Regions from separate parts of the Mus musculus genome. Here regions 1 and 2 are each linked to region 3. Evidence: chromatin loops called from intact Hi-C (ENCODE). Cell type or tissue: gastrocnemius. All regions are shown on one strand. Each heading gives the region's core, and the rest is flanking DNA. Links, peaks and the distances in the headings are about the cores only. Region 1 has its middle 18 kb from the start of Mecp2. Region 2 has its middle 11 kb from the start of Opn1mw. Region 3 holds the start of Irak1 (interleukin-1 receptor-associated kinase 1).

The links. A loop is a pair of places that touch in the nucleus more often than their neighbours do. Peaks named below come from ENCODE experiments on the same cell type or tissue, not always from the same donor. Only the 100,000 strongest peaks of a DNase experiment are listed, where the experiment ranks them.
Region 1: it touches region 3 in a loop (3-fold over the local background); 8 of 42 quality-filtered maps call a loop at or near these places.
Region 2: a loop joins it to region 3, with 3 times the contacts of the local background. A loop is called at or near these places in 8 of 42 quality-filtered maps.

The regions. Positions count from the first base shown.
Region 1 is chrX:74,099,012-74,109,031 of GRCm38, reverse strand. No RefSeq gene overlaps it. Among named protein-coding and RNA genes, the nearest start is that of Mecp2, 18 kb to the right of the region's middle. In gastrocnemius, for the core only: a CTCF peak has its summit at 5,410 (motif pointing right); no DNase peak of the experiment used is centred there; H3K4me3 peaks cover 298 bases; H3K27ac peaks cover 1,776 bases.
Region 2 is chrX:74,111,517-74,121,536 of GRCm38, reverse strand. No RefSeq gene overlaps it. Among named protein-coding and RNA genes, the nearest start is that of Opn1mw, 11 kb to the left of the region's middle. In gastrocnemius, for the core only: a CTCF peak has its summit at 5,745 (motif pointing left); a DNase peak (open chromatin) is centred at 5,735; H3K4me3 peaks cover 781 bases; H3K27ac peaks cover 894 bases.
Region 3 is chrX:74,018,930-74,028,949 of GRCm38, reverse strand. Irak1 (interleukin-1 receptor-associated kinase 1) reads left to right here and starts at 5,029. Exons shown (of 15, transcript NM_001177973.1): 1 at 5,029-5,340; 2 at 5,417-5,584; 3 at 5,753-5,884; 4 at 5,998-6,101; 5 at 6,286-6,477; 6 at 6,701-6,765; 7 at 6,987-7,101; 8 at 7,889-8,007; 9 at 8,415-8,622; 10 at 8,985-9,050. The coding sequence starts at 5,205. It overlaps Mecp2 (methyl CpG binding protein 2), which reads left to right. Exons shown (of 4, transcript NM_010788.4): 4 at 1-2,358. Mir5132 (microRNA 5132) reads left to right here and starts at 5,352; the gene lies at 5,352-5,422. Mir718 (microRNA 718) reads left to right here and starts at 5,014; the gene lies at 5,014-5,101. In gastrocnemius, for the core only: a CTCF peak has its summit at 5,022 (motif pointing left); DNase peaks (open chromatin) are centred at 5,039 and 6,051; H3K4me3 peaks cover 1,820 bases; H3K27ac peaks cover 1,883 bases.

The DNA of each region.
Region 1 (10,020 bases), core at 2,922-7,921, 79 kb before region 3:
CCTCCCCACTCTGAGTTCCTGGCAGGAACTTTCCATGCCAGTGCATAGATAGCATGTAGCCCGAGGCCAGTGACATTGGGGGAAACTTCTAACCTGTGTAGGCTGTAATCTCAGCCAAGGAGGCAGCCAGCCAGCAGAGATATCGTTCCCAGGCTTCAAAAGGAAAGGAGCATGTAGGTGGTTACTTTAATAGGCACAGCACATTAGTTACCCACGGGATAAAACTCTGCTACTTAGCCAGGTATGGTGACAAGCACCTGTAGTTCCAGCTACTTGGGTGGCTGAAGCAGAGGATTGCATGAGCCCAGCATTTCAAGATTATTGTGGTAACATAGTGATCCCTTATCTCAAAGCAACAAAAACCTACTCTGTATTTATGAGTTGTGTGGGTTAAACCTGAATCACAATGACTCAGATACCTCTCTAAGAAACACCAGATATGGGACTCTTCTTTCTTTTCTCTGTCATTTGTCTTTCTTCTGTTTTTTTTTCCTTCTTTTCCTCTCTTCCCTCCCTCTCTCCCTTCTTTCTATAGCTGAGGATGGCCTGGAACTCTGCTTTTCCTGCCTTACTGCCTTTAGCATCCCAAATGTTGGGATTATAGTGTGTGGCACCATGTCTGGAGGGTTCTGGAAACTTAATCGGAAATAATGATTAACATGAGTGAATATCTGTAAGAAATAACAGGAGCCAGATGTTGTGGGTATATTATAATAATCCAGTGTTTTCGTTCTTTCTTTCTTTTTCTTGTTTTTATTAGATATTTTCTTTATTTACATTTCAAATATTATCTTCTTTCTGAGTTTCCCCTCCGAAAATCCCCTATCCCTTCCCCCCTCCCTCTGCTCCCCACCCACACACTCCCACTTCCTGGTCCTGGCATTCCCCTACACTGAGGCATCTAGCCCTCACAGGACCAAGGGCCTCTCCTCCCATTGATGACAGACAAGGCCATCCTCTGCTACATATGCAGCTGGAGTCATGAGTCCTTCCATGTATACTCTTTGGTTGGTGGTTTAGTCCCTGGAAGCTCTGGGGTTACTGGTTAGTTCTTATAATGAAGTTCTGCTTCATTTTGGAGGAAATGTGTTTTGTCTTAAGTTAGTGTATGGAATCTGTGTCATTCTTTCAAGTTTTGAGATTTTATTTTCATGTTTATGGATATTTTGCCTGCCTGTATGTATGTGTATCACAGGAATGAAGAACTAGCAAGGGTCAGAAGATGGTGTCAGACTCACTGGAACTGGGATTACAGACATATGTGAACTTCTATGTGGGTGCTAGGAATCAAATCCAGGTTCTCTGGAAGAAGAGCCAGTGCTAAGTGAGAAGAGGTCATATCTTCCGGAACTGTAGATCCCAACAGTTCTAAGTCACCATATGGGTGCTGGACAGTGAATCCAGGACCTCTGAAAGAGGAGTTATTGCTCTTGATGGCTAAGCCATCATTCCAGCCCAATTTGGATTGCTTGTTTTTGTTAAGTTGTAAGAGTTCTTTATAGGGAGTAGGGTCTCACTGTGTTGCCCTAGATGGATTGGACTTCTCTATGTAGACCAGACTGACGTTAAACTCACTTGAGTGCTGGTATTAAAGACATATACCTAGTCAGAAGATTTTTTTAAAAAAAAATTTTTTTAGTTTGAGCCTGGGCTTCAAACTGAATTCAAGACCAGTAAGGGCTACACAGTAAGACCCTATATTAAGAAAAAAGAAAGGAAGGAAGGGAAATAATAAAACATAAAATTGGAACTACTTATATTTTAGTATTTGAATAGATGTGCTCATTAATAACTAATAACAGGAACTTAAAGATATTTAAAGATTAAAGATATTTTTTCTAGGTCCATCCATTTGCCTACAAATTTCATGTCATTGTTTTTAATAGCTGAGTAATACTCCATTTTGCAAATGTACCACATTTTCTTCATTCTGTTTGTTTGTTTTTCGAGACAGGGTTTCTCTGTATAGCCCTGGCTGTCCTGAACTCACTCTGTAGACCAGACTGGCCTTGAACTCAGAAATCCACCTGCCTCTGCCTCCCAAGTGCTGGGATTAAAGGCGTGCACCACCACTGCCCAGCTCTTTATTCTTCTGTTAAGGGGCATCTAGGTTGTTTCCAGCTTCTGGCTATTACAAATAAAGCTGCTATGAACATAGTTGAGCATGTGTCCTTGTGTTATAATGGGACATCTTTTGGGTATATACCCCGGAGTGGTATAGCTGGATTTTTGAGGTAGATTGAGTCCCAGTTTTCTGAGAAACCATCATACTGATTTCCAAAGTGGCTGTAGAAGTTTGCACTCCCATCATCAATGGAGGAGTATTCCTTTTTCTCCACATCTTAACAGGAGAGGAGGTGTCTAATCTTACTACAACTTGATAGTCCATGTTTGGTTGATATCCATGGGAGGCCTACCCTTTACTGAAGAGAAATGGAGGAAGAATAGATGGGGAGGGGAGAGGTAGTGGGGAGGGACTGGGAGGAGAGGAATGAGGGGAAACTGAAGTCAGGAGGTAATATATGACAGAATAAATTAATTTAATAAAAGAAAAGTTCCTTTTCCATTCCTATCCTCTTCTCTTTTTTTGTCTGCAGCCTTTTCTCTCTTTCTTCCATTTCTTTTCACTTCTCTTTTTTTCTTATTTATTATTATTTGAAAATATTATATACGTATATAATATATTTGGGCCATTTTACACCCAATAATCTCTCTCTTACCCCCTTTCACTACTTCTTAATAAGTCCTCCTCCTATTTTCATTTTGTGATGTGGTTTGTGTATGTCTGTATGTGTGTGTGTCAAAAACAGCCAGGCCTCAGCCAGATCAGCATGACTCATCAGGAGAAACCAGTACCACCAGGGACACCAGGAGAAGTTCTTTGTTGTGCCTCTCTCAATGAAGCAGAGATCAGTGAAGAAGTGTTGCAAAGCTACAAGCAAGCCAAGCCTCTGTCACTGTTCACTGAGTCATATTTATATCCCTCCAAACATCGTGTGTCCTCCACAGGTCTTGCTTCAGCACATAAGTCTGTCTTAGCAAAACTCCACGTGAGTTTGTATCAGCTGACATCACTCTGCCAATTGGCCAGAGTCTGAGAAAGCAGCAAGAAGCTGCCAGCACATCACCAGAAGATGACTAGAGCCCCTGGATGGACACAGAAACTGCACCATCTGTCAGGTAGCTCCATGTAGCATAGAATAATGAATGGCTTTTTCCTGGAAATAGGAAGGAAGCTATAGCCGGGCAGTGGTGGCTCACGCCTTTAATCCCAGCACTTGGGAGGCAGAGGCAGGTGGATTTCTGAGTTCGAGGCCAGCCTGGTCTACAAAGTGAGATCCAGGACAGCCAGGGTTACACAGAGAAACCCTGTCTCAAAAACCAAAAAGAAAAAACAAACAAACAAAAAAAGAATTGTTATAGAGTGAAGACAGAACAACCTAAAGAATGGGAGAAAATATTTGCCAACTGTATTAGTCAAGGGTCTCTAGAGTCATAGATGTCTCTATATATTAATGGAATATATTGTAATGATTTACAGTCTGCAGTCCAACTAACCCAACAATAGGCAACTATGAATGGGAAGTTCAAGAATCTAGTAGTTGCTCAGTCCCACAAGGCTAATTTTTTCAGCTGGTCTTCTATATAACCTGGAATCCTGAAGAATCTGGTTCTAACAGATGTGCTGGCAAGTAAGTGAAAGCAAGCTAAGAATGAATCTTCCTTCTTCCAATGTCCTACAGAAGCTGTAGCCCAGATTAAAGGTGCATACTACCATGCCTGGATCTAGAACTTGCTTTCTCCCAGACTGACCTTGAACTCAGAGATCTGGAAGTAGAAACTACTAAGGCTACACAGAGAAACCCCATCTTAAAAAAATAATAAAAAGAAAAGAAATGGTGGTAAGTATGTAGGGAATGAGTAAACCTTAAATACTGCTGTTGGGAATGTAAACTGATGCAACAAATATAAAAGTCAGTAAAGATCCCTAAAACACACACACACACACACACACACACACAGAGAGAGAGAGAGAGAGAGAGAAAGAGAGAGAGAGAGAGAGAGAGAGAGAGAGAGAGAGAGAGAGACTATTCAGTTAAATAAGTCCTGAACATAATATCCAAAGCTCTCTAAGTTTTACCACAAAAGTAGTTGTGCATCCATGTTTATCACTGCACTATTAAGAAACAGAATATATTAAGAAACAGAAACAACATAGATGTCATCAACAGGTGAATGGACAAAGAAAATGCGGTCCATATACATATTTGGCTGTAAAGAAAAATAAAATCAAGTACTTTTGGAAAAAATGGATGGAGTTCAAAATCATTATGTTTAGGGAAATAAACCAAACTAACAGAGACAAATACTGACACAATGTGGTAGCACATGTCTTTAATCGCAGCACTTTAGAGGCAGAGACAGGTAGATCTCTGTGGGTTTGAGGCCAGCCTGGTCTACCCAGTGAGTTTCAGGATAGCCAGAGCTACATAGTGAGACCCTGTCTTAAAAACAAACAAAAAGGCAGAAATATATTTTAATTTTTTTCAAATATTATTTTTAATGATGGTTCTTAAATGCTTTAACTTCCCTTGTAGCCCACCACCCACCAGAGGTAGTGGGAAAGAAAGAATACAAGGGAAGTGGACCTGTTTAGAAAGGTTCTTTGGAGCAACTCTCGTCTGTGTTACTTAAATTTGAACATACACACTCACACACAAGAGGTGGGGGGAGGGAGAAGAAACTAGAAAGGGGACATTGAGAGGAGAAGAAATCTTAAGTCAGGGGAGAGTAGTAATAGAACATATGTGTCCTAGTTTCATTTCTGTTGCTATAATAAAATATTTTGAGAAAAAGCAGCTTAGAAGGAAAGGGTTTATTTGCTTACAATTCCAAGTTATAGTCCATTGTAGCAGTGAGTTTTAGCTACACCACTTTTGGCTCCCAGCGGGTTGCAGGAGCACCCACCCAGGAGCTATTTTTGGATCCGTGAATGAAAGGCACACACACATAAGCTTATTTTTAACATGTATTACTAGCTCAGTGGTTGGGCACTTCTAAGCCTCCCGCAGCTAGCATGCCCTTCCCTCTGGTATTCCTGGCTCAACACCTTCTAAATCTACTTTTAACTTTGCTGCCCTGTTATGGTCTGTGAAGCCCATTGGTCTTTGCTGCCTAAGACACTTCTGGGCAGCCCTTCCTGGGGCTGCTTTCCCTTTCCTCCTACATTTTGAATGATCTCCCCTCTGCAGCTCGAAATCTGTTCCATGTCTCTCTGCCAGGTCAAGGCAATTCTCCTTTTTCCTCCTTTGTCTTAGCCCACACAACACTAAGAGTCCCACCCCATCTCCCTTTGCCCAGCCATTGGCTGTACAGCAATTCTTTATTGCTGAACAAATCCAGCTGGGGGCAGGCTTTCTTTAGCCTGGTGTGCAGGACACTGCAAACAGGTGTTTTTGTCTTTGTTTTTGTTTTTGTTTTTCTGGTAACATGATTAGCAAGAGAACACCAGCCACTACAGTCCATAGTTATAGAGAAGTTCAGGTAGGAATATGAAGCATCTACCTAGTTACATCCATAGTCAAAATCAGGGACCTGGTCTCCAGGTTCCCTCAGCATCCCTCAGCCCCTACCTGGCATACCCTGCCCTCTGCTCTGAACTTTCCAGCCTAAGGGCAGGTCCTCTCCTCCCCGAGAGGCTCTTCCCTATATAATGTAGACATTTTGGTCTCTCTCTGTGTCTATCTCTGTCTCTCTGTGCATTTTCTCTTTCCTTATGTATGCAGGTTCTTTCTCTTTTCCCCATCCCCTCTGTCTCTCTCCCTGGGGTAACTTCGCTGGCCTAGTTCCTTGGGACCAGTAAAACTGCCCTAGAGCTGCTTCCCAACAAACCTGCCTTTATATACTCTAATCTGGCTTGAATTGGCTCATTTCGATGGCAGAGAATAACTTATCACCGATCTAGACAATTCTTCATTGAGATCTTCTTCCAAGGTGACTTAAATAGTTTTGAGTTGACATATAAAAGTAACCAGGGTTAGGGCTGGAGAGATGGTGAAGGGGAAACTTAAGGGTTCTTTGGAAAGTCAGTTGGATGGTGTTTTGTTGGGGCAAACACATGAAGGAGCGTTTTCCTGAAACAGACACAGATGAAAGGCTAAGGCAGACTCATGAAGGAACGTTTCACTGAAGCAGACACAGGAGAGAGGATGTTCTGCTAAAACAAGTACCTGAAAGGACACATGATGAAGGATTCTTTGCTAACAACACACATGTATCGGTCCACCTTACATTGTGTAGTTGAGCTGCATTTGTCAGGACTCCATAAAGAGAAATGCACCAAAAGACTTCTGGTGGTATACTATGGTTTCTTGCCACCTCTGCCAACTCGGCCTGATTGGCAGAGTGATGTCATCTGAGACAGTGTTGAGACAAAACACGTGCTGAGTCAAGACCCGTGGAGGACCTGTGATGTTTGGAGGGTATAAAAAGGAATCGACAGACAGTGACTGGGGCTGAGCTTGGCAGAGCTAGCTGTGCAATGCTTGTGGGTCTCCTGTCTTCCCTGGTCTTCCTTTCCCTGGGAGAGGCACAGGCAAGAACTTCTCCTGGTATTCCTCCTGGTCCCTCTGGCTAACTTGTGCCAAGGCTGAGGCCTAACTGTCTCTGCTAGGTTGTGTCACCACTGTTGCTAACCCAACTCTACAGAACTGCACTGCTGGTGTATTCCTGAAGTGTTTGCAAGTGGATCGAGCTGCCACTGCCTGCTAAGCAGTGAACTGATTTCCTGACAACACAGATGGGAGTTGCTTCAAAGAACCTTTCTAAACAGGTCCACTTCTCTGGTATCCTTTCTTTTCCACTCCCTCTGGTGGGTGGTGGGCTACAAGGGAGGTTAAAGCATTTAAGATCCATCATTAAAAATAAGACTTGAAAAAATTAAAGTTACAAGATGGTTCAGTGGTTAAATGGATTTGTTGTTCTTCCAGGGGACCTGGGTTCAATAGTCACCACCCATGGGACAGCTCATGACTATAACTCCAGTTCAAGAGACTCTGATGTCCCCTTCTGGCATCTGTGGGCACCTGGCATGCCCATCATGCATATACATACATGAAGGCAAAACACTTATACTCATGAAATATATAAATCTAAAAGCCAAAACTAAACTAAAGTTCTAACCAAGGGCTATAAAAAAATGGTTCCGCAGTTAGGAGCCATTGCTGCTTTTGCTGGGTACTCAGCTTCAGTGCCCAGTGCCCAAGGTATGCAGCTTGTGACTGTCTGTAACTCCAGCTCCAAGGGATCAGATATTTTCTCGTTTGGACCACATGGGCACCGGCACTAATATTCACATACTTCTGATACACATGTACCCATAATTAAAATAGTGAAAATTAAAATTTAAAAATCTAACCAGTTATATGTTGGAACATAGAACATATTTGTCTTAGTTAAGGGTTACTATTGCTGTGGTAAAACACCATGACCAAAAGCAAACTGAAGATGAAAGGGTTCATTCTACTCACAGTTTCATATAATAGATCATTATCAAAAACAGTGAGGGCAGGAACTCAAGCACGACAGGATCCTGAGGCAGGAGTTGCAGAGGTCATGAAGGAGTGCTGCATACTGGCTTACTCCTAGTGGCTTGCTCAGCTTGCTTTCTTTTCTTTTCATTTTTTAAAAAATATTTAATTATTTATTCACTTTACAACATAATATCAGACCTTCCTCTCCTCCCAGTACCTCCTCACACAAGTCCTCCCCTCACTCCCCCTTCTCTTTTGAGTATCAATTTCCCATCCCTGCTTGGATGCTGTCATGCATGCTTCCTGCTATGATGATATTGAGCTGAATCTCAGAACCTTTAAGCCAGCCCTAATTAAATGTTGTCCCTTTTAAGAGTTTTCTTGATCATGATGTCTCTTCAAAGCAATGGAAACCCTAACTAGGACAGAAGTTGGTACCAGAAGTGAGGTATTGCTGTGCTAGGCCTGACCATGCTTTTGTTTGGAAGATTGTGGATTTTGGGACTTTGGACTTGGAAAGGCATGGAATGCTATAAAGTGGAGCTTAATGGGCTATCCTAGCAAGAATATGGAAGACATTGGTGCTGAGGGTAATTTGAATTCTCAAGATAGAGTTCTGGAGATAATTCTTACCATGCTTTGGTGGAGAATGTTGCTGGGTTTTACACTTGTCTGAAGAGTCTGCCTGATGCTAAGGTGAAGAGAGTCAAATTAATTGCACTGACAAAGGAGGTCTCAAAACAATTCAGTTTAGAATCTGTGTTATGGTTTGGTTTCATGAAGATCATTTTGATGAAACACAGCAAACTTAATAAGAAAAATTACAAAATGTGTGTTCCAGTAATAAGAGAGCACCAGGAAGTACAATGGAGCTGAATTCTGTGTTTGAGGAGATAAGCAAATTAAGTGGGTAACTTTGGGGGAAGATCCTACCCAGCTAAGCTTACTGTTTATACATTTGCTGTTGAACAAGAAATAGTTATATCTAGGCATTATTATTATCTGGATATTGCTTTCATTTGGACTTTTAATCTGGAATGAACTACAATCCAGAAATGCAGGGCAAAACTGTGATCCAGATCTTGAGGAATAGTGGTCATGAGAAGCTTAAGTCCAGGCATGGTGGTACAAGCCTTTAATCCCAATGTAACAGGAGACAGAGCCATGCAGATCTCTAAATTCAAGGTCAATCTACAGAGAAAATCCCAGGACAGCCAAGCATAGGCAGTGAAGGCGTTGGAAAACAGAAAATTGGTGAGAATACAATAGAACAAAGAGGCATGTTCCAGCTCCAGTGAGCAGCAGAATTCCACAGCTTCAGCCATGTGGCTCTGGCTTTAGAATCAAGAGTAGGAGTCTGGGACGATTGATGATGCTGGTTAGCTAGAGCTAAGAAATTAGTCATTACTAAGAAGAGACTGGCATCACTGAGGTGAAATCTTCTAGGAAGTGTTTTCTGAAAGCATGAATAAGCTGTGTTCCAGAAATAGCCATGCTGAAGCTGAACTTGGTAACGTTTAAGAATTACCCAAGTGGTACTGGTTTTGAAGGCATGAAAGGATCATGGAGAGAAGCTGAGGCTTGGCACTGTGAGAGGTCGTGGAAGGCCACTGGTGAAGGTGCAGCCTCAGTGGCAGTTGACAGTCCAGGACAGAAAGTGTCATGCAAAGAAGTTGAGGCTTGGCACCATGAAGGGAGCCTATGAAAGATATTGATGAAACCTAGTTGCATTGAGAAACCCCAGAATGTTAGAGATACCAGTACTATGGGATGGCCACCAAGAACAGCAGCAGCAGTGGAATGGAATCAGCCAGACCCTGGAGTGCTACAGAGGGCAGAGCTGGAGAAATGGCTCAGACTCTTTGGAGGAGCCCAGAAGATGACATTGGAACAAGAAGGTGTAAAGTTGATGTTGCCTTAGAGTCCCCAAGATGATAGAGATGTCAGAGCCATGGGATACCTGTTGAGGAATGCTTCTAACAGGGAGTGGAACCAGTCCCAAAGAAAGAAATGTGTTGCTGTCATCAAAGCAGAAGGAGTTAGAGATCTGATGAGTATTTTGACATCAGATATGGAGATGCAGAGTTTGGAGTTTTCCTAGCTGTTTTTTTGGCTTTGCTTTTGTTCAGGATTTCCTCAAAATATCATTTTGGAATGGTAATGTATATCCTGTGATGTTGGAGGTATGTGATCTGCCTTTTTATTTTGTTTTTTAGGGGATTACATATCAATGATTGAAAGATCTCAGAAAAGACTGAATTTTGGACTCTTTTAGACTATGGAACTTTTGAAGTTGGACAAAATATATTTTTTCATTATGCTTTGACTAGATTATGGGCCCCATAGACTCATGTTTGAACAAGCCTATGTGGGCCAGGGAGTGGAATGTGGTGATTTGAATATGCTTGGCCCAGGGAGTGGCACTATATGGAGGTTTGGTCTTGTTGGAGTAGGTGTAGCATTGCTGGGGGAAGTGGTGGGTAGGCTT
Region 2 (10,020 bases), core at 3,133-8,132, 92 kb before region 3:
TATGTAGTCCCTGGAGTAGTCAAACTCATAAAAAGAAGGAAGGATGGATGCCAGGGCCCAGAGAGAACTGCATGGGGTTAGTGACTCATGGGACCAGAGTCTCGTTTAACAAGATGTTGAGGCTCTGGTGATAAATGGTTGTGATGTTCATAACTATGTCCACATACGTGACACCACAGAACTATACAGTTAGAAATGCTTAACATGGCAAAATTTTCGTTGTGGTCATTTGATCACAATTAAATATTAAAACATCTTTAGAGATAAAACTCTTCACTATACTACCAACTGCATCTCAGCTTGTCCTAGTTAGCTTCTCTGTTGTGTCCTAAAATACTGACCAAAAGTAACTTGGAGGGGAAAGGGTTTATTTGGCTTATGCTTCCACATCACAGACCATCACTGAGGGAAGTCATGGCAGGGACTCAAGTAGGAACCTGGAAACAGGAACTGAAGCAGAGGCCAAGGAGGAACACTGCTTACTACCCTTGCTCCTTATAGCTTGTCTGCTGTCTTTACATTATATTTTAGTATTTGTGTGTGTGTGTGTGTGTGTGTGTGTGTGTGTGTGTGTGTGTGTATGCAGAGGTCAGAGGACAATGTGTGGGAGTCAGTTCTCTCCTTCTACATGTAGCTCCCAGGGATTGAACCTGATCGGATTGTCAATCTTGGCAGCAGGTGCCTCTACCTACCGAATTATCTCCCTGGTCCCTCACTTTAATCTCCTATACCACTCAGAACCACCTGCCCAGGGTGACATTTCTTAAAGTGGACTGGGCTCTCTGACATCAATAAATAATCAAGAAAATGCCTCCCCCCCCCCTGACTAATGGAGGCATTTACTTGGCTGAGGTTTCCTCTTCCCAGATGACCCTAGCTTGTGTTAAGTTGACAAAAACAAACAAACAAACAAACAAACAACAAAAACCTACTAAATCTCACACAGCCCATGGTGGATGTGAAAGAAGGCCAGGGGAAAGCTCGGAAAAAAAAAAAAAGAAGTCATCAAACAGCACTAAAGTTTCTAATAGGGGTATGTTAGTGCTGCATAGCTGTTTCCTCTAGTATGGACATGGCAATTGCAATATTGAATCAGAATAGCTGTGAATGACCCCAAAACAACACTCACTAATAAGCAAAGAAACAAGCAGATCATGGGTCTCACGGGTCCTGTGTGGGAGATGGAAGGCTGACTGGTGGAAGGGACTTTTCTCTGGTATAGCTTTTTATGAATTATGCATGCTGTGGGTGGCATTTTTAGTGCTACAGCTTCTTGTGAGTCACCCACGCTATTGGTGGAACTCTTTAGTGGTATAGCTGCCCACAAATTGCCCAGGGTCTTCCCACTAGTGTGGCTCTCTTTGAGTCCCCCACATTCCTGGAAGTAACCCAATGAACTCACCGATTTTCCAAGATGGAATACTTTCTTTGGTCTGTCAGTGTTCTCTTGTTCTGCAGTGAGTAGACATTTCTTTATGTTTCCTTAGGAAAAGTCACATGACAGTCAGAGCTTTATATTGATGTAACAAATACCTTCTAATAACTTACAAGGAAGACAGATTTTGGCCCTTGGTAGATGGGCTCAGTTTCCTATAGGCTTGATTCAGGACAAACACATCATAGAGGTAGGAGCCTATAGGAATTGATAATCACTTCATGGCAGCCAGTAAGGAAACAGAGAAAAAGGAAGGGTGTAGGGACAAGGTACCCCTTGAAGGTACCTTGAATACTTAACAACTCATTTTCACCAACATATTTTTGGCAGCCTCTCAAAAATTCTATCAATTTTTATTTCCATTAGTAGGTTATTTCATTGATGAAGTTAGAACCCTCACTACTGAATTCAACAGTTGGGGAACAAACACAAAAGCCTTCAGCAAGGGGGTAGGGAGCGTGGGTCTACAACAATAACACTAACATTTGCCAGGTTCAGTTATTCTCGTTTTAACTAGTGGATAAATATAAAGCCAAGAGTGTGAGTCTTGTTTTTGCCAGACTAAATGCAAAATGTATTGCACTATATTTGGTTATGAACTTAAAGCTGGGTTGGGCCAGGTGAGTCACTTCTAACTACTTTGTGCTTGGTGATACCCATGCCTTATGATCTCTTTTGAACTCTCAGCTGGGTGCAGTTCCTGTACTCAGAGCAATCTTCCCCCCTTTCATATATGTATTGTTTACAAGCTTTCACATTATAAGACAACAAAAATAAGAAATGAGTTCCACAGATCCTGGTCTTCAGTGTAAAAAGGAGAAAAATGTAAAAAAAAAAAAACAAAAACGAAAAAAACCCTGGAAATTGGAAATTTTAATAGGAACTCACTTTTTTAAATGTGTTTGTAAATTGCTTTACTAGATGAATATTTCCTAGTAAAACATGTGCGTGATGAGCTGCAAGCATCTTGGTTGCACCAGAACTGATGGCAAGAGCACAAAAGACCCGTGGGAAGGTGTATCCACTGGCCAACATGATGACAAATTACATATCAAAAATAATTTATAGGGATTGGAAGCATGGGTCAGTTGTTAAGTGCACTTGTTGCTTTTTTAGTGGACCAGGGTTCAGTTCCCAGTACACATATGGTAGCTCTTAAACATCTATAATTCCAGTTTCAGGGAACCTGATACTCTCCTCTGACCTGGTTCAGTACTGCATAGTGAGTTTGGGGCCATCTTGGGCTGCATGACACCCACATTCAAAACAAAACAGAAAAGTTATATGACAAGAATTGATTCAAACACAGAGAATCCATGAAAAATATAAATTCCCCAATCCATTTGTCTCTTCCAGTACACTCTCCCTTCATCCCCCCACCTCATCCCTCCTGTTCCCATCCCATCCTTCCCCCATCCAGTCCCCTCTTTCCATCCACCCCGATATTTAATCTATTTCTGCTTCTGCGTGAGATTCAAGAGTCCTCCCTTGAGTCCTCCTTATTACTTAGTTTCTTTGGGTCTGTGGATTGTAGCATGGTTATCCTGTACTTTATGCCTAATATCTGCTTATAAGTGAGTATATACCATATTGTCTTTCTGGGTCTGTGTTACCTCACTCAGGATATTTTCCTTTTTGTTTTTTCAATTTTTTTCTTTTATTGGATATTTTCTTTACTTACATCTCAAATGTTATCCCCTTTCCAGGTGTCCCTTCTGGAAACCACGTATCCCTTCCCCCCTCTGCCTGCCTCTATGAGGGTGATCCCCCACCCACTCTTGCCTTGTCACCTTGACATTCCCCTACACTGGTGCATCAACCCCCCTCAGGCCCAAGGGCTGCTCTTCCCATTGATGTCCAACAAGGCCATCCTCTGCCACATATGTGGCTGGAGCCATGGGTCGCTCCATGTGTACTCCTTGGTTGGTGGTCCAGTCCCCAGGAGCTCCAGAGGATCTGACTGGTTGACACTGTTGCTCCCCTCATGGAGCTGCAAACCCTTCAGCTCCTTCAGTCCCTTCAGTCCAATGGTTGGCTGTGAGCATCTGCCTCTATATTTGTCAGGCTCTGACAGAGCCTCTCAGGAGACAGCTATATCAGGTTCCTGTCAGCAAGCACTTCCCGGCATCCTAGATAGCATCCCGGTTTGGCTACTGTATGTGGGATGGATCCCCAGGTGGGGGGGGGGGAACTATACTTTTCTAGTTCTACCCATTTGCCTGCAAATTTCATGATGTCATTGTTCTTAGCAGCTGAGTAATACTCTCTTGTGTAAATGCACCACCTTTTTTTTATCCATTCTTCAATAGCGAGGAAACTCTGGGACCAGCCAGAGACCTAGGACACTGGAATCTATGAGGGTGACTCTAGTTAAGACTCCTAGCAATGGAAGACATGGAGACTGAACTGGCCATGTCCTGTAACCAGGCAAGACTTTCAATGGAGGGATTGGGACTCAACTTGCCCACAAAACCTTAGACCCATAATTTGTCCTGCCTACAAGATGTGCAGAGGTAAAAAAGATGGAGCAGAATTTGAGGGAAGGGACAACCAGTGACTGCTTGAGACTCATGCCATGAGACACTGTTAATGATATATCTGCTGTACTTGCAGACAGGAGCCTAGCATAACCTTCATCAGAGAGGCATCATCCAGCAACTGATGGAAACAGGTGCAGAGACCTTCAGCCCAACATAAAGTGGAGCTTGGGCAATCCTGTGTAAGATGGGAAGGAAGGATTGAAGGAGCCAACTAACCTGTGCTCATAAGGGCTCACAGAGTCTGATCCACCAACCAGACAGCATGCATGGGATTGACCTAGGTACTCTGCATATATGTAACAAATGTGCAACGTAGTCTTTATGTGGAACTTGTAACAACTGGAACAGGGGCTTTCTCTGACTCTGTTACCAGCCTTTGGAATCATTTTCCACTACTGGGCTGCCTTGTTTAGCCTCAATTGGAGAAGATGTGCCTAGTCTACTGCAATTTGATATGCCAAGGCTGGTTGATATAGACATGGTGTACTGGCTAGTTTTGTGTCAACTTGACACAGCTGGAGTTATCATAGGGAAAGGAGCTTCAGTTGAGGAAATGCCTCCATGAGATCCAACTGTAAGGCATTTCCTCAATTAGTGATCAAAGGGGAAAGGCCCCTTGTGGGTGGAACCATCCCTGGGCTGGTAGTCTTGGTTCTATAAGAGAGCAGGCTGAGCAAGCCAGTGGAGGCAAGCCAGTAAAGAACATCCCTCCATGGCTTCTTCATCAGCTCCTGCTTCCTGACCTGCTTGAGTTCCAGTCCTGACTTCCTTTGGTGATGAACGGCAATGTGGAAAATGTAAGCTGAATAAACCCTTTCCTCCCCAACCTGCTCATGATATTTGTGCAGGAATAGAAACCCTGACTAAGACACATGGTATACCTCCCTTTTTCTGAGGAGTAGAAAGGGTAGATTAGGGTGAGGGAAAGTGAGAGTAAGTGACTGGGAGGAGAAGGGGGAGGGAAAGCTACAATCAGGGTGGAAAATAAATAAATAACTTAGTAATAATAACAATAATAATAATAATAAATCTATAAAAAAATAAATAACCCACGAACTCAAGAAGAACACAGTGAATCACTGAGAACATTAAAAGCCATTGCTGCCAACCATTGGACTGAGCGTGGGGTCCCCAATAGGGTCACCAAGGGAGGAGTTAGAGAAAGGACTGAAGGAGCTGAAGGGGTTTGCAACCCCATAGGAGGAACAACAATATCAACCAACCAGATCCCCCAGAGCTCCCTGGGACTAAACCACCAACCAAAGAAAACACATGGTGGGACTCATGGCTCTAGCTGCTTATGTAGCAGAGGATGGCCTTGTCGGGCATCAGTGGGAGGAGAGGCCCTTGGTCCTGTGAAGGCTCTGTGCCCCAGTGTAGGGGAATGCGAAGGTGGGGAGGCGGGAGTGGGTGGGTGGGGGAACACCCTCATAGAATCAGGGGGAGGGGGATGGTATGGGAGTTTGGGGGGCAGGAAAAGGGATAACATTTGAAATGTAAATAAAGAAAATATCCAATTTAAAATAGGGGGGGGGGAGAACCATTGCTGGAGATCTTCTGCTTGTCACTGCTTAGACTGCTTACTTTGTGGGCTTTTTTCTCCTTTGTGCAAATGCAGCCTCCCCCCCCCCTTTTATTTTGCATTTGTTCTCGCTGTTGATACTTGAATATTCTTGGTCTCCTAGATGCCAGCTTAGCACAGGTACGCCCTGGGGAACTCAATAGATCTGCGGCTTCCTCGGTTCTCAGGCGCCCTCTTCTGGTCCCAGCACCTCTTTGGGCTTCCGTACCCATGGCCACCCAGTTTCGTTTTCTTTCCCTTTTGCTCCTCTGAGCCTTCTGACTGGACCTGAGCTCATCTGCACGCTGGTGTTTTCAAGCACAGTTGGGCAATGTCTTGCTGTACTGGATCACAGTACATTCTGGGATCGCTGAGATCCTTAGCACCTCCTACTGCCTTGTCACACCCTAGTGGCATGAAGTGGTTGTTTTTTCTGGTTTCCTGAACTCTGCATTCTGATCTGGAGTTTGCCAGTTGTCTGCGTCCTGGGTTCTTGAAAATTGTAAATTATTGGGCAGTTGCAGAGAGAGAATCTTTTTTTGTTTTGTTTTGTTTTTTTTCTTTTTGTTGTTCTTGTTGTTGTTGTTTGACACAGGGTTTCTCTGTGTAGCCCTGGCTGTCCTGTAACTCACTCTGTAGACCAGGCTGGCCTCGAACTCAGAAATCTGTCTACCTCTGCCTCCCGAGTGCTAGGATAAAAGGCACGGGCCACCAACGGGCTCATTTGTTTTCTCCTCGTATTTTTTTATGCTTTTAGAAGAATATGAGACGTTAGGATTTTTGTTGTATTCCTTCTGTTTCCTGAACCCAGAAATCTCATTGCCTTTTTTTTTCTTTTTTTTTCCTCATTGCTTTTTTAGTTTTAAAAAATAAAAGGAGTCTAGGTTCATCTTTAATCACAGCACTCACAAGGGAGAAGCAGGTAGATCTCTGTGAGTTCCAGGTCAGCCTGATCTGCACAGAGTTCTAGGATAGCCAGGGATATGCAGTGAGACCTGTTTTTGATTAACTAAAAAGGATATGGGATACTAGAGGTATGGATCAGTGGGTAAAGTGCTCGCTGTGTATAAGTCCCTGAGTTCACAGCACCCATCTGGAGTAGTGGCACATGCATGTAAAACTCCATATGAAAAGAGGGCTCTAGGTTCAGTGAGAGGCTTCTACCTTAAAAAAAAAATAAGGTAAAGTGGCTGGAGAGATGGTTTAGTGGTTAAGAGAACTGCCTATTTTTCCATAAGACATGGGTTTGATTTCCAGTACCCACATGATGGCTCACAACCATCTATAACTCTAGTCATTGCCCTCTTCTGGCCTCTGCTAAGCACACACGTGGTTCACAGACATATATGTAGGCAAAACACACATACACATAAAAAACTAACAATAAAAATATTTTAAAAATAAAGTGGAGTGTGATAGAGAAAGATACCTAAATTCAATCTGGATTCCACAAGCACATGTGCAGGGGAACTTATAACACACATGTTCACACACATGCATACACAAAATTAAAATTAACAATAATCTTAACACTTAATAGGCTAAGGAGGAAGGATTGCCACTAATTTCAAGCAAGTCTAGGGTACAGAGTGAGACCCTGTTTCAAATTAACAATATCCCAAGTTCAGAGATTACTGGCATATGCCACCACACATAATTTGACTGTTTCAAATAGCTGCTTTTTTTTTTTTTAATCAAAAGCCAAGATTTCCCCAGGAATTGGTATGGCACATCTTTGGCAGTGCTTGAGATGAGTCAATCCAGACTGGCCCAGTTCCCCTACAGACCTAAGCTCAATTGAAAACATATTATAGTTTGACTGAATAAAAGCCAAGATTAATATGTTTATAACTCAAATTCCTGCATCCAAAGGTGATTGTGGGCTGGATATGTGCTTCAGTGATAGAGCACTTGCCTATTGTGTATAAGGCCATGGGTTAGATCCCCAGTGCTGTGGATTTCTGAGGCTCAGCCTATTTGTCTAAATTGCAACCACAGTCATTGTCTCCAGACTCTAGCTTTTCTTTTCTTTTCTTTTCTTTTCTTTTCTTTTCTTTTCTTTTCTTTTCTTTTCCTTTTACTGGATATTTTTAAATTTACATTTCAAATGTTATCCCCTTTCCTGATTCCGCCCCCCCCCAGAAACCCACTATCCTGTCCCCCTCCTCCGGCTTCTATGAGGGTGTCTCCCCATCCACCCACCATTCCCACCTCCCCACCCTCGCATGCCACTATACTAAGGTATCAAGCCTTCACAGGACCAAGGGCCTTTTCTCCCATTGATGCCAGATAAGGCCATCCTCTGCTAAGACTTTTCTTTTCTTTTCTTTTTTACTAGTATATATATTGACATGCAAAATAATAGCCTTCTTGATGGCATTACAAATTGTCTATCACACACATTGAACATATTCACCCCTTATTACTCTCTTGTACCCTATAAACTAGTCCTAGTCATCTCCCCAAATAGTCTATCCACTTTCAAGTCTCATATAAGTTTTTAAATGTGGGTTCTATACATGAAGAAAATTACATATTTATCTTTGCAAGTCTGACTTATTTCACTTAACATATTTATCTTCAGTTGTATTCATTTTCCTTCAAATGACATAATTTCATTTTTTATGGCTAAATAAACACTGCATTTGGGAATACATACCACATTTTCTTTATTATTCCTGTGCTAATGGACACTTCGGTTCATTCTGTAACTTGGCTATTGAAAGCAAAGTCACTGTTGCTGAACATGGTAATGCACAAATTTAATCCCAGCACTATAGAGACAGAGGCAAGCAGGTCTTTGTGAGTTTCAGGTCAGCCTGGTTCACATAGTTTCAGGCCAGGCAAAATGCTTGAATGTGCTCAACAAGCAAGAGAACAAACTTGTAAACATAGACGTGTGGGTATCTTTGCGGTGTGCTGGGAAAGACTACATTGTGAGACTCCTCCATTGCCATAGTGACAGCCCTAGGTATTGGTATAGACACAAAGGATTCCAGCACACCACAAAGATGCCCATATGTCTGGAATGTCAACAGTGCTATTCATTTTTGTATTATTATTGTTGTTGTTGTTAGTAGTAGTAGTATGAATATGATGCATGTGTGAATGCATACATGCACAGTATGCATGTGGCAGGGTCAGAGGGCATCTTTGGTTCTTACCTTCCACCTTTTATGTCAATTCTAGAGAGCAAATTCATATTATCAGGCTTTTATGGCAAGCACTTTATTTGTTGATCCATCTTGCTGACCTATTATATTCATTTTGGCACTGCTTTGTGGGGAACCAGTATCAGGAAATTGCCACGGTCAGGTATTTAATATCTCAGTTGCCAGGTGCCCCAGAAAATGAAAAAATCCTGGCGCTGGCAGTGTACAGACTCACAATATATTATCACAACCTATAGGGACAGTAGGGTGATAATTGAGTAAGAATTAGATCCTCTAGAAAGTGAAACTTTAGCCTTTGTTTATAGTTTGATACCCCATTTATTATAAGTGGCCACAGTTCATATATTTATACACATACATATATGGGTATATATATATATACATACATATGTATATGTGTATGCATGTCCAGGTTTTTCAGGCATCTCTGTTGACAGAACTGAGGTGCTGTGAGTTCCTTGTATAGTAAAAATAAAAACCTCTGGGTTTGGGTAGATATCTGGTATTGAAAAGATATTGGGGTGGAAGATATGGCTCAGTATTTATGGCTCAGAGCACTGTCTGCTCTCTACCTAAATTCAATTTCCAGCACCCACATGACAGATCACAACTGTCTGTAGCTCCAGTTCCAGGAGAACCAACACCCTCTCACAGACATACATGCAGGCAAAACATTAGTGTACACAAAAATTGAAAGTAAATAAATAATTTTTAAAAAATAAAAAGAAATGAAACAATTAAAAAATATGAAAATAAAAGATGTTGATCGTTCACTCACTCACTGATTCATTCATTTGCTATTTTGAGATAGGATCTAGTGTAGTCTGAGTTGGCCTCAAATTCACCATGTAACCAACCTTTGATCCTCCTGCCTTTACCTTCCCAATGCTGAGATTACAGGCATTTCACTACCATGCACATGTTCAATATTGGTTATTTAACTTTTTTCATTTCATTTCATTTTATATGTATAGGTGTTTGTTCTATGTCTGTATACCTCATGCACACAGTATCCAAGGATGTCAGAAGAGGGCATCAGATGTCCTAGAACTGGAGTTAAGATGGATGTGAGCTACTATATGGATGCTAGAAATCAAACCCAGGTCCTCTGGAAGAGCAGCCAATGAGTGCTCTTAACTACTAAGTCATCTCTTTAGCGCCTGTATTAGTTATTTAAAAGAGCTCTACTCATTCAGACCTCTATTATACAGAAGCTTTATGAACATTTTAACTTAATACACAATTACATGTATTTATGTTAATATATACATATTATTATAACATAAATACATATATAGTAATAGCAAAACA
Region 3 (10,020 bases), core at 2,173-7,172:
ACAGCAAAGATATTTGTAGGCCCTTTGGGTGACTGGGCTACCCTTGGAGCTCTTGGAAGATGGGCTGGGGAAGCCTCTGAGACCCTATCCTAGGGCCTTGCTCTAGGGAGTAATCAGTATTAGTAGAGTGTCACAACATTATTCCCCAGCCGGCATGAGATGGGGGCAGAAGAAGCCAAAGGGTTGTCTCCACTGCTACTTACTTGGCCACTGACAGGTAGGTGACCATGTATGTCCATATGCATGTTTTATGGCTGATGTGAGATCAGCACCCAAGTTAGCTTCACCTGGTGACCTCTAACCCTGCCTGGATGGAGCAGGCCACCTGGTTCAATGTTTCTGGGCAGCTGGACAATGGAGTGCAAAAGGCTTACAGAACTTGAAGCCTTTTCCTTACTTTGCTAGCACGGCCTCCTTTTCCATTTGATTTGTCACTGCTTCAGTCAATAACAGCCGCTCCAGAGTCAGTAGTTGATGAATATATGACCAAATATCACCAGGACTGTTACTCAACGTGTGCCGAGCCCTTTCCTTGTGCTGGGCTCCCTGTGTACCTGGACACTGTAATGTGTGCTGTGTTTGCTCTCCTTCCTCTTCCTTCCTTGCCCTTTCCTTGTCTTTCTGGGGTTTTTCTGTTGGGTTTGGTTTGGTTTTATTTTTCCTTTTGTGTTCCAAACATGAGGTTTTCTCTACTGGTCCTCTTTAACTGTGGTGTTGAGGCTTCTATTTGTGTAATTTTTGGTGGGTGAAAGGAACTTTGCTAAGTAAATCTCTTCTGTGTTTGAAATGAAGTCTGTATTGTAACTATGTTTAAAGTAATTGTTCCAGAGACAAATGCTTCTAGGTACATTTTCATTACAAACAAAGCATTTGAAGGGAGGGAAGTGGTGAATAAGACAAGAGGGGCAATCTGAATTGATCCCTGCCCAGATCAGCCAGAAGCTACCAAAAGTTAAGCACTGGTTTTCCATTCCAAGTCAAGAGACTGAAGCTGATGTTTTGCCATTTTCAAAGTCAAAGCAAAACCAGCTTTTCCACCCAATGGATTCTTTGCTTCTCCTTCCCAGATTATTACTACTGCTGTAATAATCTAGGAGTGCCAGGAGGGAAAGGAGTATTAACACAGAGCTGTGCTCACTGAGTATGGAAAGGCTTGGTCTGAGTTTTCAGGAGGATGACCCACTGTGGACATGGGGAGAAGACAGAAGATAAATTAGCCGCTCCCTGCCTAAGATACCTCTTAATAGATAAGTCAAGGCCATGGACATTATTGTCTACAAGGCATGTTTCAAAGACATGACCAGTCAGGACACTTCTGTCATACTCCATGTTGCCCCCTAGTACACAGTACTAATCTGATATCTCTGTTCCCGCCATGCCTGGGGGATAAAATGATAGCAGAGACTCCTTTCCTTCAATGTGATCTAATTCCCAACAAAATCTGGGCCTGAGATACCACCTGTTTCTATGGCAAACATCCTCAGTAAAGTGTTATTCTCATTGCAGATTGTTCCAGCCTAATGTAAGAGGAACAGAGCAGTGTTCCCTTGGAGCCTCATGTGGACAGTTCTACCTGTAGTGACCAGTTGGCTATAGTAGTTATTAGCTGGAACAACCAGACAGGGTACATGCCCCCTCCAAAATCCATGTTGTACTCCCCTCTGCCAGCCAGGGGGGGTGAGATCTGTAGAATAGTGCAGCCAGTGACAAGCCACCTTGTGTTTGTCACCAGCTCAAAAACTCATCTAAGGTTGGGAGCAGGCAGACAAGGCAGAGAGAAAGATCCAGGACAGACCTAGCTGGGCTGGAGGGGTCTTGAAAAGCCCTCTGTCGTATTCACCTTCAGTTTTTGTGCTTTGGGACAATTACTTTAGAAAATAAGTAGGTCGTTTTAAAAACAAAATATTGATTGCTTTTTTGTAGTGTTCAAAACAAAAGGTTCTTTGTGTATAGCCAAATGACTGAAAGCACTGATATATTTAAAAACAAAAGGCAATTTATTAAGGAAATTTGTACCATTTCAGTAAACCTGTCTGAATGTACCTGTATACGTTTCAAAAACACACCCCACTGAACCCCTGTAACCTATTTATTATATAAAGAGTTTGCCTTATAAATTTACATAAAAATGTCCGTTTGTGTCTTTTGTTGTAAAATCAAGTGGTTTTTCATAAGGTTCTTTTACTATTTGAAAAGATGGGCAGCACGCGGTTTCATTTTATTTTTGTAAGTTTTTTAATACATGTGAAAGCAAAGAATACTCAGCATGCCTTTCTAAGTGATGCGTTTGCACCTTTTGTTGGGAAGTACTGTATCCTGTGCTGTTAGCATTCTCGATAAATCTCTCTGTGAAAGTGACTCAAGGTCTGGGCTTTCATTATAAGTCACCAGTCCCCTCCAGCTCACCTGACAGCATGATATGTTTGATTCAGCTATCCCTGAACCCCAGTAGCCTCTCTCAGGATAGGTGTGGGAGGGTAGGGAAGCCTATTTCATATACTGGCATCCTCCTTAGTTTGCTCTGTGTCAATATTTTTCAAGCATACTACACCAGCATTCGACAGGAAGGCCTGACACAAGTGTGCCTAGAGCATAGCTTCCCTCTCCTGACCAGTGTGGCAGGGGCAGCTGCTAGGTCCTGGTGTGCCATAGTGTTAACACTTTCCTCCCAACTATGAGGAACTGCCCAAAGGGAGTCCTTGTGTCACTGGTTTCCTGTAAGAATATGAGCCTTCTGCAGCCACCTACTCCATAGGTTGATATGGCCTGGAGGAGAGGATAATGGCATGTCACAAATAATTGTGAGCATACCTAGAAGCTATCTTGAAGTTCTGGCCTCAAATGTTACATGAAAGGATTGATGATTCAACCTATAGACATGGAGAATACACTGAGTACCAGGTGTGTACCAGACACTGAGAGTCCCCCGTCCATAAAAAGGACCAAATCCCTGCCCATAGAGTTTAACATATATACACATGATAATTTTGGATAATGGAGTTGGCACATCTTAATATAGACTGACCCATGAGAAACCACTGGAAGCTCAGCATATGGTTAACCTCTTGGGTTGTTTTGGTTTTAGTCAGGGTCCAACTTCTACTCTAGGCTGGCCTGGAACTGAGTATGTAGGGTGATCTGCCTCAGCCTCCCAAGTGCTGGAATTACAGATATGAGCCACCATGCCAAGCTTTGTTTTATAATAAGGTCTCACTGTGTAGCTCTGGCTGACCTGGAACTATGCATTGTAAACCAAGCTGCCCTTGAAATTTTAGTTATCTTCCTACCTCTGATTCTAGAGTTCTGGGATTACAGGTATGCACCACCACATCTAGTTTGACCTCATCTTGAGAGTGGCCACAATTACTGTGGCTTCAAAGAAGAGGCCCCAGTGGGAGCCAGCCATGGATCTTGTGTAGACCTTTCTGAAGACATACTATAAGTTCCTTAGAGGTCAGGCTAGTGAGAGAGAACCCTTTGTAGTTAGGATTGATATGACAAAAAGTGTTTGTTGGGGAAACTGGTCAGGAGAAGAAAGCTGCCGCTTTACAAGCATGCTTTCAGCTGGCCAAACAAGGAATACCAAGTTGCTGCCTGTGGATCATCCCTGGGCAGTGAGAAGTGAGAAAAGTTTAGAGGTACAGAACTCCAGCAAGCTCAAGGTGTGTTCAAGAGAGGAGCTGGGTTTAGGAAGTTTTCCCCACAGCTGTTTATGTTCAATCTTATCAGGAATGGCTACAGCAGGGGTGTATATGCAAACTCAATTTCAGAACAGAATAAGTTCTTTTCAGGACACCTACTAAACAGGGTTTGGGTTTTTTGTTTGTTTTGTTTTTTGTTTGTTTGTTTTTTTCAGGTTTGGTCTTGATCTGAGGTAGGGTTGCACTTTGTATCCCTGGCTGACCTGGAACTTAAACCATGCTAACCTCAAATTCACAGAGATTCACTTGCCTTTGTTTTCTGGGTGCAGGAATTAAAGGGGTGTACCACCAAGCCCAACATCTAAAGAGTTCTATCTGGCTTAAGGCTGTTGGTGTATATAAGTTCAGGTGGGTGGACAGAGGCTGGCTATGCCATCTTCCTAACAGCTCTTTTAAAGAGCTGGGCTTTAGTGATTTGTACTTGAGGAAGACCACCTGAGCAGGGAGCACTATCCAAGCCATACAGTCTGTGCAGGTGAGTGGCAATGGCTAATGCTAAGAGTAGTGCACTCATATGAAGAGGACTTCAGAGAGCATAATGAGAAAGTAGTGTGCGCTGAGATGTGTGTCATAGTGACCAAAAAGGCCAAAGAAAACCCTGAATGGAGAACAGTAGAGGAATAGGCAAGAGACACTCATTCATGTGGCTAAAGGTCACAACAGGTGGTATCACCAACAACTACTCTAGAAAGGGGTAGGAGAAGCTGCTAGACCCTACTATCCTTATGGAGAGAAGTGCAAACTAAGATAAAAGTGTGACAGAAAAAGGAAAGGGACATTTAGAGCCGAACACCATGTGTATGTTAAGAGACATAAATGTGTTAGTTGGAAAGCTAATTAGAATCCTGCACAGGCAGATTCTGTGATCTAACACTTGCTGGCCCAGCTGCTGGAAGGTTCCTGGGGGCGTGGTGGGGGCATGGAGATCTAGCACACAAGCAGTAGCATGGTATACACTCTTCCAGACCATTCTCAGGGCATCCATCCTTATCACCAAATGACTACAGTCTGCCAGAGGGCCATTTTGTTACCCATATTTAACCCTGACTGACCAACAATTTGGCTGGCTCTCAAACTGCTCCCCAACTAAAGCGAGGGTAGCCTCTCCGTGACTTTCACCAGGCTTGGCATAAACTGCCTTTGTAGAACATCGTGTAAAAACATCGTGCCCTTTGTCTCTAGAACTGGAAGTCATTCTTCATCCTGTTCAGCCCTATTCAGATGTTTGTGTAGGACCACAGACCTCGGTTCTCCCATTAGGGACTCCCTCCTACGTAGCAGAGCTCCTTCCCCGCGTCAAGGGCGGCGCGGGACGCCCCCGTGTGGCGGAAGGCCGCGGAGGGCAAGATGGCGGCGGGTCGAGCGCCGCCTCTTCCGCCCGGCCGGGTGTCGCACGAGGCCGGCCTGAAGGGGAAGTGAGTCAGTGTCCGCGGACCCGGCCCGCTAAGGCCCGCGCCCGCCGAGGCCCCGAGAGGCCTCGGCCCGGGGGCGGCGGCGGCGGCCATGGCCGGGGGGCCGGGCCCCGGGGAGCCTGTGGTTCCAGGCGCCCAGCACTTCTTGTACGAGGTGCCACCCTGGGTTATGTGCCGCTTCTACAAAGTGATGGACGCCCTGGAGCCCGCCGACTGGTGCCAGTTCGGTGGGTGACGGCAGGCCGGCGTGGGGTGGTGGACTCAGGCTTCTGGAGCTGAAGCCTGATGTTCCCCATCCCGCAGCGGCCTTGATCGTGCGCGACCAGACAGAGCTGCGGCTGTGCGAGCGCTCCGAGCAGCGCACAGCCAGTGTTCTGTGGCCCTGGATCAACCGCAACGCGCGCGTAGCTGACCTCGTTCACATCCTCACGCACCTGCAGCTGCTGCGTGCGAGGGACATCATCACAGCCTGTGAGCGAGCATAGCCCCAGGGACCCTAGGGATGGGAACCCAAGAGGGGTGACGGGTACAGAGTTTCCTGAGACAGGGAACCATATGGGAACTCCCCCCCCCCCACCCCTTCACTTAGAGATAGAGAGCTCTGAGTCACAACCCTCCTTTCCTTCCTTGTTATCCCAGGGCACCCTCCTGCCCCCGTTGTGCCCCCAAGCACCGCTGCCCCAAGGCCCAGCAGCATCTCTGCAGGCTCTGAGGCCGGGGACTGGAGCCCCCGGAAATTGCAGTCCTCTGCCTCCACCTTCCTCTCCCCAGGTAAAAAGAACCCGGGTGTTGGGCTTGATATGCCTGAGGAAAAGGCCACCATGACTGCTGACATGGCTGTAGACTGCTGCTGGTCTCTGCCTCTCACTGCCATCTTTATGAAGCTTTTCCAGGCTCCCAGACCCATTCTGAGTCAGAGCTCCTCCAGGTTCCACTCCCTGTTTCCCTCGGGCCACCACTACCATCTTCAGCCCCTTCCTCCACCAAGGTAGGTGTCTCTTAACCCCCAGGGAATTTTCCAGACAAAGAGGAAGAAACTTAACCTTTGGTGTACCACAGAGCCCAAATCAGCACAGCCAGGTCATCTGAGAGACAACTAGTGTTGAAGGGAGCTTTCAACCTGGACCAAAGGGAATAGATAGGGTCCTCGCCTGGTCCATGGTCTCTTCCAGCAGTCAAGCCCAGAGAGCCCAGTGTCTGGCCTCCAAAGAGCCCATCCCTCCCCGTTTTGCTGGCCCTTCTGTGAGATTTCCCAAGGCACCTGCAACTTCTCTGAAGAACTCAGGATTGGAGAGGGTGGTTTTGGATGTGTGTACCGAGCAGTCATGAGAAATACTACATATGCTGTGAAGAGACTGAAGGAGGTAGGTGTAACATTGGGGTAGACACCTGGAAGACAATCTATCAGTCCTTATTTGTCTAGTTCCTCCCTCCATCAGCCCCTCACTTCTGCAGTCTCCAGCCTCCCCAAGCAATTCCTTCAAGGACCCCAAGCCTTCCATAGATTTGGGCCTGGAAACAACTGGCAAGCTTGGCTCATGTCACCTACTTTCCCTACCTCTTACCCCACCATGCCTGGGGCTACAGGAAGCTGACCTAGAGTGGACTATGGTGAAACAGAGCTTCTTAACAGAGGTGGAACAGCTATCAAGGTGAGCCTTGGGGGTCCCTCCTGTCTAGGGGCACAAGGTGAGCCACACCACGGCCTCATCAGTCTTTAGGACTGCACAACACAAGATCTGGCTCCCTTGGGCCCTCAAGGCCTGGCCTGGCATGGGTGAGGGAACATCAAGTGCTGCCTACCTAGCCTGGCCTGATGAAAAGTAGTAGAACCCAGAAAATTAAAGAACTCAGACTCCACTCTTTATAACAGGTTTCGTCACCCAAATATCGTAGACTTTGCTGGCTACTGTGCAGAGAGTGGCTTATACTGCCTTGTTTATGGCTTCTTGCCCAATGGCTCCTTGGAGGATCAGCTCCACCTTCAGGTAGTCCTTGCTGATCTGGCACCTTTATTGGCATAGCCCCTTAGCCTGTGTCAGGCAGGACTTGGGCTTCTGGCTCCCCCTCAAACTCAAGATTTGGCCCAGGGTTTTCTTTCTTCCTTTTTACTGGCTTGATTGTTTGAGACAATACCTCACTACCCAGCTCAGGCTAGCCTCAAGCTGGCAATTCTTCTGCGTCAGCCTGCTCTATGCTAGAGTTACATTACACTCAGCTTGGCCCAAGATTTTCCATACAATTCTTTCCTCTGTCCTCTCCCCACTGTTCCTCTATTGGGAGTTATTGGCTTTGCAAGCAGAGTAGCTAAAGGATTTAGTATTTAGTCCACATATAGCTCTTGAGGAATGAGGACCAGTGGAGACAGGCTGTCAGACTGAACCCAAGCTTGAGCCATGCCTGAATGTCATACTCACAAGCCACCACATATACAGGATAAGAGCTTCCTTCTCAAACTGTTTTGAGAGAGGAGAGGGAGAAGGGCACCAGCACTTTCTGTTAGGTAGAGCTGAGCCCATCACATTTTGTCTTGAGTCCTGTGAAATGTTCCTAGCTGGTATCCCAGCTGTAGAGTGCTTGCCAAAACCTTCGGTATAGCTTTAGCTACCACTTGCTCGTGAATTAGGTCATAGACAGTCTTACTCCTCATTCTCCAGAGGCTCAGAATAAAGCTTGCCCCAAGCCGCACAGTGACAGGTGAGGGGAATTTGGGGGGGGGGGGTCAAAGAACAGCTGCCCTGAGCTGCCTCTGTGCTTCTGTCTTTGTCACTCCAGACCCAGGCCTGCTCCCCACTTTCCTGGCCTCAACGACTGGACATTCTTCTGGGCACAGCCCGGGCTATTCAGTTTTTACATCAGGATAGCCCCAGCCTTATCCATGGAGACATCAAGAGGTGAGGAGGGGCTCAGAAGAGCTATAGAAAGTCATATGGCCAGGGAGACAGTGACCCTCTGCTCAATGAACAGCTCTGTTCTGAGTGTCCCTGTGATATTCTTCCTGCCCAGTCCTGTGAATATGGGAACAGGTGTTGCCTGGGACCTCAGAGCTGAGAGTACTTAGGGCTATGAGTACCCCTGCATGGTGCAAGTATACAAATAAAGCCACGGTGGTGAGCAGAAGCCAAACAATGTGAAGGGGCTCAGGGACTGCGGGCCCTCAGACAGCTGGGATGCAATGCAGCCACTTTCCATAAGCAGTACGCCTCTAGTCCAGTTTATCAGGACCATTTGGGTGTAGGGGACAGAAAAACAGAAAGGTAGTAGGACCTGAACTGGTGCCATTCTTCCGTTTGTTTCCAAGTTCTAACGTGCTTCTGGATGAGAGACTGATGCCCAAGCTGGGAGACTTTGGCCTGGCTCGTTTCAGCCGCTTTGCGGGGGCCAAAGCAAGCCAGAGCAGTACTGTGGCCCGGACTTCCACAGTTCGAGGTACCCTCGCCTACTTGCCTGAGGAGTACATCAAGACAGGCCGACTGGCTGTGGACACCGATACCTTCAGCTTTGGGGTGGTGAGCCACCAGCCCTTCTGTTGGCTTGGGGAGGGAAAAGCACCAGTAAGTAAAGTCAGGAAAGCCTAGAGAATTCTAGGCCTAAGGCAGAGGTGAGCCTAGTGGGGAGCTAGCATAGCTTTGGCCTTAGGGATCACCCTGCCTCATACACCTCCCTCTTCCCTTGCACTAAATTGTGGTCATAATTTGCATCCTTTTGCTTAAGCTTGCATCCCATAACAATGCTGCCCTTGCTGGGAGGTGGTCTGTACCTGCCTGTTCCGGGACTACTTTCCCACTAGTCCTGATCCATGCCCATGCTACAAGCCTCTTCTACACACAATTTCTCCCTGCTAAAGTGATGTTGTCTATCCCCCCTCTAGGTAATACTGGAGACCCTTGCTGGTCAGAGGGCTGTGAGGACACAAGGTGCAAAGACCAAGTATTTGGTGAGCCTCCTAAGGTGGAGCATGGAGGGAGGGAGGGGCAGCTGCAGCCAGTGGGTACAGCCCCAGAGGGTGGGATGGTACAGATCCTTTACATTGCCCCACAATAGCCTGCTACTGCTGCTGCTGACTCATCTTTAAAAGTGGGTGAGTCCCAAGCAGTTTCTTTTACCTTGCACGGAAGAACCTATCTTTAGTTTGTACCTAGACCTTGAGGATAGGGATGTAATCTCAGTGGTAGAACCTTATTGCATGCAAGGCCCTGGGTCCTATCCCCATCAAAGGGGAAAAAGAACTTTGACAGGTTCCCCCTCTGCCTTGGACTGGGGATAGAGAGGGGGCTATTCCAGATACCCCGGGGACCAAACCTTCAGTGGAACTTAGAGCAGGGCTGAGTAAAGGCAGTAGGAAGTAGGCAGGCTGTTAAAGTAGCAGCTCCAAGCCATCCTGACCCCTACATTCCTGTCTACCTTGCTGTACACTGAGATAGGGCTAAGGAATAAGAGACCTAAAGCTTAGCATCTGAGTACATGGTTTTGGTTCCAACATTCAAAAATCTGAGGCAGGAGGATTGCCAGGAGTTGGAGGCCAGCTGGGGCTATATAACAAGACCTTCTATCAAAAACAACAACAACAAAATTAGTTGATTATGGTGGCATGTACACTTAGGAGGTAGAAGCAGGGGGGTCAGAAATTTAAAGTTATCCTCAGTAATATAGTAAGTTCAAGACCAGAGTAAGTTACATGGTTCACTGTCTCAAACATACAAAGAAGCTGGGCAGTGCCAGCACATGTCTTTAATCCCAGCACTTGGGAGGCAGAGGCAGGCGGATTTCCGAGTTTTGGCCAGCCTGGTCTACAGAGTGAGTTCCAGGGCAGCCAGAGCTACACAGAGAAACCCTGTCTTTTTTGTTTTTTGTTTTTTGTTTTTTTTAAAAACAAAAAACAAAAAAAGACAAGAGACCTGGGTTTT